Linked DNA regions of Homo sapiens: region 2 is linked to region 1. Evidence: read pairs that join two places in POLR2A ChIA-PET (ENCODE). Cell type or tissue: Panc1. All regions are shown on one strand.

Region 1 (4,000 bases):
CAGGGGAGACTGAGAAAAATAAGTCAGGATCCCCACTCTCCAGGGGATCTCACATAGAAAACTCAACAAACACGGAGAACTTTCCTTGGTCATTTCTCTTAACTTCAGCTTTTTTTTTTTTGTCCCAGCTAGAAACAAGAGTAATGATGGCACTTCACTCAGAGGTTTGTCCTGAGGCTTAAATGAGGCAACATGGACACAGCATTTTAGCACAAGGCCAGGTACAGTATGTGTAAGGAGTGTTGGCTGCTATTTTCTCAGGCTCATCATCCATCAGATGCAATCACTGTTCCCTGTCTTTGAATTGTGCCTTTAATTTTCATACCGCCCCTGACCAAAATTCCATCAGAAAAAGGTGGCTTCAGCTAAAGGTTCTTACACCAGAAGCACAATTAGAGTGATTGGTGAAAATTTCCCTTTGCATGAGATTGGCCCATTTTGCAGGATCGTTCCATGGAGTGTTCACAGATTCTTTTTTTTTTTTTAATTGAAACAGTCTCACTCTGTCACGCAAGTTGGAATGCAGTGGTGTGATGTCGGCTCACTGCCAACATCTGCCACCCAGGTTCAAGTGATTCTCGTGTCTCAGCCTCCCCAGTAGCTGGGATTACAGGCGCCGATCACCAAGCCCGGCTAATTTTTTTTGTATTTTTAGTAGAGATGGGGTTTTGCCATGTTGGCCAGGCTGCTCTCAAACTCCTGACCTCAGGTGATCCGCCTGCCTTGGCCTCCCAAAGTGCTGGGATTACAGGCATGAGCCACCGCGCCCGGCCAGATTCTAACAGCATTTGACTCATTGCCATAGAGACCACGTCACCAATGTGTCCAGATTCTTAGATCTAATGGACAACCTGCTTGTTAGAGTTCTAATAAACTTTGGTGAAAAGCTGTGTAAGCAGCTCATTCTCAAACAGCACAATAATCCCAGTAGGTATGTGAGATATCTGGGTCTCTTCTTTGGAATCTGTCTTATGGGTGAGAACATGATTTTAAAGTCTCAGTGTATTGAAGTTGTGTTATCAGTCTGGAAATATTCAGCATTATTCTCTCACAGAAATTATTAAAATATTTAAAACGTTTTACCTAGGCTTTAACTCAAAAACTCCACGAGAGATACTCAAAGAGGCATTTAAAGAGTTAACAAGGATACTCATTGAAGAAATATTTACAATATAAAACATTGGAAGTAACCAAAATTTTCAACAATAGCAGGTATGTTAAATAGATCATGATAGTTCTCCTTGATAAGATTTTATAAAATTATTAAAAATGTTTTCATATAAGGGCTGGGTGCGGTGGCTGTTGGCATTTTGGGAGGCTGAGGCAGGTGGATCACTTGAAGTCAGGAGTTCCAGACCAACCTGGCCAACATGGTAAAACCCTGTTTCTACTAAAAATACAAAAATTAGCTAGGCGTGGTGGTGAGAGCTGGTAATCCCAGCTACTCATGAGGCTGAGGCAGTAGAATCGCTTGAACCCGGGAGGTGGAGGTTGCAGTGAGCCAAGATTGTGCCACTGCACTCCAGCCTGGGTGACTGAGTGAGACCCTGTTTCAAAAAAAAAAAAAAAAGTTGTCATATAAGATTTACTGATCCCTGAAAATCATAAGTAAAAAAACAGGCTTCACAAAAGCTGATAGAGTACAATCCCACTTTTATAAAACAAGACAAATAAATAGAAAAAGAATGAAGGATATATACACATCAAATGTTAATAGTGGCTAAGAATGGTGGCATTATGAGTTAATATGCTTTTCTTCTTTGGTCTTTTCTGTATTTCTGAAAGTTGTCTATATTGAACACAAGTGAGTTTTATTATCAGGAAAGGCTAAATAAATATTTTAAAAGTAGTTAAAAGAAAGCCTCTCTTTATAGATAAAATGGACTGCTCATCTTTATGGAATAATGCCACCTAATTAATGTATAAGAAATAGCAGTTTGAAAATCACCGTTCTGCACCCTCCATTTTATTTATTTGTTTTTGAGACAGGGTATTGCTCTGTTGCCCAGGCTGGAGCACAGTGGTGCCATCACACCCAGCTCACTACACTCTTGACGTCCTGCTCTCAGTTTATCCTCCCACCTCAGCCTCCTGAGTAGCTGGGACTACAGGTGCATGCCACCATGCCTGGCTAATTTTTGTATTTTTTTTTTGTAGAGATGGAGTTTTGCCATGTTGCCCAGGCTAGTCTTGAACCCCTGGGCTCAAGTGATCTGTCCATCTTAGCTTCCCAAAGTGTTGAGATTACAGGCATGAGCCACTGTGCCCAGCCACTCTTTATTTTAATAATTGTTTCCAAAAAGAAAAGAATCATCTATGGATGCTAAAATGATTGGGTGAAAGTTAATTGGAGAATAGGATATTTACAGAGTCTCAAATTGTTACACGGCAGATTATTACTAATTACAAAGAGGAAAATGTACCTTTACAATGGAAATGGCACTCACCTCCTTAATCAAAAGATCAAAATGATCAGCATCCAAAATGAGACAACCTAATGTTTCCCCCCATAAGCAAATAAGAAATATACATCATCTACATAATAGTCTTGAGAAAGATGTTTATCCTGGATCTCATTATAAAGAAACAATATGTAAGCCTAGAAAGTGAGGCATTTTTTAACACAACCGTCCTCTATTCTTCAAAATGTCCACGTCACGAAAAACATGGTGGTGGAACAGTTATAGATAAAAACAACTAAAGAGATATGAGAACCAAATAAATGCATGAACTTTGATTGAATTCTGGATTTACAAAAGGTATAAAACACATCTGAGTACAATTGAGAAAGTCTAAGTATTGGCTAGATATTAGATAGTATTAAATAATTATTTTTAATTTTCATAGATGTGATGGTGCTGATGTTTAAGAAGAAAGTCCTTATTAGGAGGATGCTGCTGAAATATTTAAGGACAAAGTGTCATAATGTCTGCATTTACTCCCAAATGTCTCATCAAAAATGTGCAAATATGAAGTAAATGGGGCAAAATCTTAATAAGAAGTGAATGTAGGTGAGTGCTACTATTTAACATTTTTGGAGACTCAAAAATTTGCAAAATTAAAAATTGGGACAAAAGTATTTGGCAAATCATAAAGTACTCAACAATAATGGCACTACGATTAGTAGCAACAATGAAAGTATTTAGGAAAGAAGAAAATTTTCTTACCATGTGTGGACAGTACAGAGAAGCAGGTTGGTTTAGTTTTATGCGGATTGCAATATTTCCTTCTTCCCCTGGAGGCAGGAGATTTGAGTTTTCATCCACAATCTGAAATTAGATAATCACTAAAGGAATTTTCCTTACAAACCACTTGTGCTCTTCCTAAAACACCACAAGATCTAAACTTAAGCCTTTCTACCCCCATTTAAGATGCCAGGAAAGTGCTTGGTTGGTGTACTTAGATACTGGGCAACCTAAGAGGCAGTGTGGTTCAGTCGTCAGTGTGAGGGTGCCAGAGCTGGAAATATTTGGGTTTGCATGTCCACTCTGACACCTTCTGACTCTGAGATTCTTGGATACTTCTCTGTACCTCAGTTTCCTCATCTAGAAAATCAGAGATTTAAAGTGCACCTATTATACAGCTTTATTGTGAGGATGAAATAAGACAATACAGGTAAGGGCTCCATTGCCTGGTTAGTACAAAGTTTTAAGAAAGCCAGCATCTCAGAAAGGCCTTTCAAACAAGGACACTTAATTAGCCATCTTATGTATAAGAAAAGAAATATAAAGAACATGAAAATTTAAAAACAGATTTGGCAGTTTTATAACAGTCTAGGAGGTGGTGTTATTTTTTCCTATTAAGAATTAGAGGGCAGGTTAGGAATAAATAAAATACAGTTTGAAAATAATGAGTTATTGGCTGGGCGTGGTGGCTCACGCCTGTAATCCCAGCACTTTGGGAGGCCGAGGTGGGCAGATCACCTGAGGTCGGGAGTTCGAGACCAGCCTGACCAACATGGAGAAACCCTGTCTCTACTAAAAATACAAAATTAGCTGGG
Region 2 (4,000 bases), 390 kb before region 1:
TTTTTTCAGCCAAGCATGGTCGCTCATACCAGTAATCCCAGCACTTTGGGAAGTGGAGACAGAGGAATCACTTTAGCCCAGGAGTTCGAGACCAGCCTGGGCAACATAGTGAGACCCCCTATCTCTACAAAATATGTTTTAAAATTAGCCAGCCATGGTGATACGTGCCTGTAGTCCTAGCTACTCTGGAGACTGAAGCAGGAGGATCACTTGAGCCCCGGAGTTCAAGGCTTCAGTGAGCTATGATTGCACCACTGCAGTCTAGCCTGGGCGGCACACTGAGACCCTGTCTCTAAAAGAAAAAAAGGAAAAAAGTTTTCTTTTTTAAAATTCTGTTCTCCTTCCCAAAATATTTAACATTTTATTTTAGAAGAAAACATCTTTGTTGGTTCTGATTATAAAAATAATTCACTCATTATAAAAAAAATAGAAAGATAGATTATTACTATTCTGGATGCGTTCCAGATTTCTTCCCGTGCACACATATATGTGCAGTGTTTGATAAATAAGATCATATCATACATGCTGTTTTATAGTTTGCCTTTTTCGTAGACTATATCCTAGACAGCTCTCCATGTCAGTGAACCTAGATATATTATTTATAATAACTGAATTATAAACCATTGTCTGAATATTTAGGTAGAATTCAATTTCTCAGCATTACAAAAATGCCATGCTAAGTATCCTTATTACATGCCTTTCTGTTCATACAAATGATAAATTTCTGGAACTGAAATTGCTGGGACAAAGGGTATCAGGGTACACAGCTTTACATGATGCTATGTACTACCAAATGGACCCCCAAGAAAGACAGTTTAAGTGGCATGTCATTGTCTTCCCAAGTCTGTTCCTAATGCAGTCCCACATGTTCAGTAAAACATCAAGACACATCAGTTGGGCCAGGCACGGTGGCTCGCACTTGTAATCCCAGCACTTTGGGAGGTCGAGGCAGGTGGATCACTTGAGTTGAGGAGTTCGAGATCAACCTGGCCAACCTGGTGAAACCCCCATCTCTACAAAAATAAGCCAGGCCTGGTGGTGCATGCCTGTAGTCCCAGCTACTAAGGAGGCTGAGGTGGGAGAATCGCTTGAACCCAGGAGGCAGAGGTTGCATTGGGCCTAGATCATGCCACTGCACTCCAGCCTGGGCGTCAGAGTGAGACCCTGTCTCAAAAAAAAAAAAAAAAAGACACATCGGTTGGTAGCTGTAGCCTGCCAGGTCTGCTACTTTATCATATCCTCTTAATGGCTTTTCAGGGAGACTTGCAGCTCCTCTGCTGAAACGTTTAAGCCTCTCCACATCCAAATTGAACAGCCTGGCCATCGGTCTGCGACAGATCGCAGCCTCCTCCCAGGACAGCGTGGGACGTGTTTTGCGCCGCACCCGAATCGCCAAAAACTTGGAACTGGAACAAGTGACTGTCCCAATTGGAGTTCTGCTGGTGATCTTTGAATCTCGTCCTGACTGTCTACCCCAGGTGTGTATATACCCCGGGAGAATAAATACCCTGCCATTGGGGGCTGGTGTGGATATTGGAGGAAGAATATATTTTCTTTTCTTTTTTTTTTTTTTTAATTTAAGTTCTAGGGTACATGTGCACAACGTGCAGGTTTGTTACATAGGTATACATGTGCCATATTGGTTTGCTGCACCCATCAACTCGTCATTTACATTAGTTATTTCTCCTAATGCTATCCCTCCCCCAGTCCCCCACCCCCCGACAGGCCCCAGTGTGTGATGTTCCCCACCCTGTGTCCAAGTGTTCTCATTGTTCAGTTCCCACCTACGAGTGAGAACATGCATTGTTTGGTTTTCTGTGCTTGTGAGAGTTTGCTGAGATTCTCTCAAGAGAATCATGCAGCTTCATCCATGTCCCTGCAAAGGACATGAACTTACCCTTTTTTATGGCTGCATAGTATTCCATGGTGTATATGTGCCACGTTTTCTTAATCCAGTCTATCATTGATGGACGTTTGGGTTGGTTCCAAGTCTTTGCTATTGTGAATAGTGCCACAATAAACATACGTGTGCATGTGTCTTTACAGTAGCATGATTTATAATCCTTTGGGTATATACCCAGTAATGGGATGGCTGGGTCAAATCGTATTTCTAGTTCTAGATCCTTGAGGAATTGCCACACTGTCTTCCACAATGGTTGAACTAGTTTACACTCCCACCAACAGTGTAAAAGTGTTCCTGTTTCTCCACATCCTCTCCAGCATCTTGTTTCCTGACTTTTTAATGAATGCCATTCTAACAGGCATGAGATGGTATCTCATTGTGGTTTTGATTTGCATTTCTCTGATGACCAGTGACGATGAACATTTTTTCATGTGTCTGTTGGCTGCATAAATGTCTTCTTTTGAGAAGTGTCTGTTCATATCCTTTGCACACTTTTTGATGGGGTTGTTTTTTTCTCGTAAATTTGTTTGAGTTATTTGAAGATTCTGGATATTAGCCCTTTGTCAAATAGGTAGATTGCAAAAATTTTCTCCATTCTGTAGGTTGCCTGTTCACTCTCATGGTAGTTTCTTTTGCCATGCAGAAGCTCTTTAGTTTAATTAGATCCCATTTGTCTATTTTGGCTTTTGCTGTCATTGCTTTTGGTGTTTTAGTCATGAAGTCCTTGCCCATGCCTATGTCCTGAATGATATTGCCTAGGTTTTCTTCTAGGGTTTTTATGGTTTTAGGTCTAACATTTAAGTTTTTAATCCATCTTGAATTAATTTTTGTATAAGGTGTAAGGAAGGGATCCAGTTTCAGCTCTCTACATATGGCTAGCCAGTTTTCCCAGCACCATTTATTAAATAGGGAATCCTTTCCCCATTTCTTGTTTTTGTCAGGTTTGTCAAAAATCAGATGGTTGTAGATGTGTGGTGTTATTTCTTAGGCCTCTGTTCTGTTCCATTGGTCTATCTCTCTGTTTTGGTACCAGTACCATGCTGTTTTGGTTACTGTAGCCTTGTAGTGTAGTTTGAAGTCAGGTAGCATGATGCCTCCAGCTTTGTTCTTTTTGCTTAGGATTGTCTTGGCAATGCGGGCTCTTTTTTGGTTCTGTATGAACTTTAAAGTAGTTTTTCCAATTCTGTGAAGAAAGTCATTGGTAGCTTGATGGGGATGGCATCGAATCTATAAATTACCTTGGGCAGTATGGCCATTTTCATGATATTGATTCTTCCTATCCATGAGCATGGAATGTTCTTCCATTTGTTTGTGTCCTCTTTTATTTCGTGGAGCAGTGGTTTGTAGTTCTCCTTGAAGAGGTCCTTCACATTCCTTGTAAGTTGGATTCCTAGGTATTTTATTCTCTTTGTAGCAATTGTGAATGGGAGTTCACTCATGATTTGGCTGTTTGTCTGTTACTGATGTATAGGAATGCTTGTGATTTTTGCACATTGATTTTGTATCCTGAAGAATATATTTTCAATACTGGAGATAGGTTTCCCAAAGACAATTGTGTGTGTGTGAAGGTCTTTTAACCAAAAAAAAGATAATTTTTGAGACTTTATTCTCAGGTTGTTCTTGAGGTAATATACGTTCTTGATTCCTCCAGTATCCTAAAGTAGTTGTTCATATGTCCATTTTAGACCTGGAGAAACTGAACCTCATAGAAGGTAATATTCCTGTCACACCTGTAAGGTGCAACTGGGACTGGAACCCAAATCAACCTACCATACCACAGTGCAGGAGCAAATTTCCAAATATCTTAGCCTGTGGTTCACTTTGTTCTCTGACCACAAGTCTCTGTTAGCCTGCTGCTGTCATTCATGAATAACTGGCTTGGCCCATGTGAAAAGGACCCCTTTATTGTCAGTATCACTGATGGCTTCCTATAAGTACATCTGTTAGGAAAAAGAACTTTCAGTAGTTAATGGAAATTAGAATGCAACTGTCGGCCAGGCACAGTGGCTGACACCTGTAATCCCAGCACTTTGGGAGGCCCAGGCAGGTGAATCACGAGGTCAAGAGATTGAGACCATCCTGGCCAACATGGTGAAA

The links. ChIA-PET counts read pairs that join two places held together with the same protein. Peaks named below come from ENCODE experiments on the same cell type or tissue, not always from the same donor. Only the 100,000 strongest peaks of a DNase experiment are listed, where the experiment ranks them.
Region 2: POLR2A ChIA-PET joins it to region 1 with 5 read pairs; 2 of 35 experiments call an interaction of 5 or more read pairs at or near these places.

The regions. Positions count from the first base shown.
Region 1 is chr10:95,224,559-95,228,558 of GRCh38, reverse strand. ACSM6 (acyl-CoA synthetase medium chain family member 6) reads right to left here. Exons shown (of 11, transcript NM_207321.3): 10 at 3,168-3,269. LOC107984257 (a long non-coding RNA gene) reads left to right here. Exons shown (of 10, transcript XR_007062253.1): 2 at 129-221; 3 at 2,848-3,011. Among named protein-coding and RNA genes, the nearest start is that of ACSM6, 32 kb to the right of the region's middle. RefSeq lists an enhancer at 423-1,164. In Panc1, a CTCF peak has its summit at 3,250; no DNase peak of the experiment used is centred here; H3K27ac peaks cover 2,811 bases.
Region 2 is chr10:95,618,509-95,622,508 of GRCh38, reverse strand. ALDH18A1 (aldehyde dehydrogenase 18 family member A1) reads left to right here. Exons shown (of 18, transcript NM_002860.4): 12 at 1,258-1,478. Among named protein-coding and RNA genes, the nearest start is that of ALDH18A1, 36 kb to the left of the region's middle. In Panc1, no CTCF peak of the experiment used is centred here; no DNase peak of the experiment used is centred here.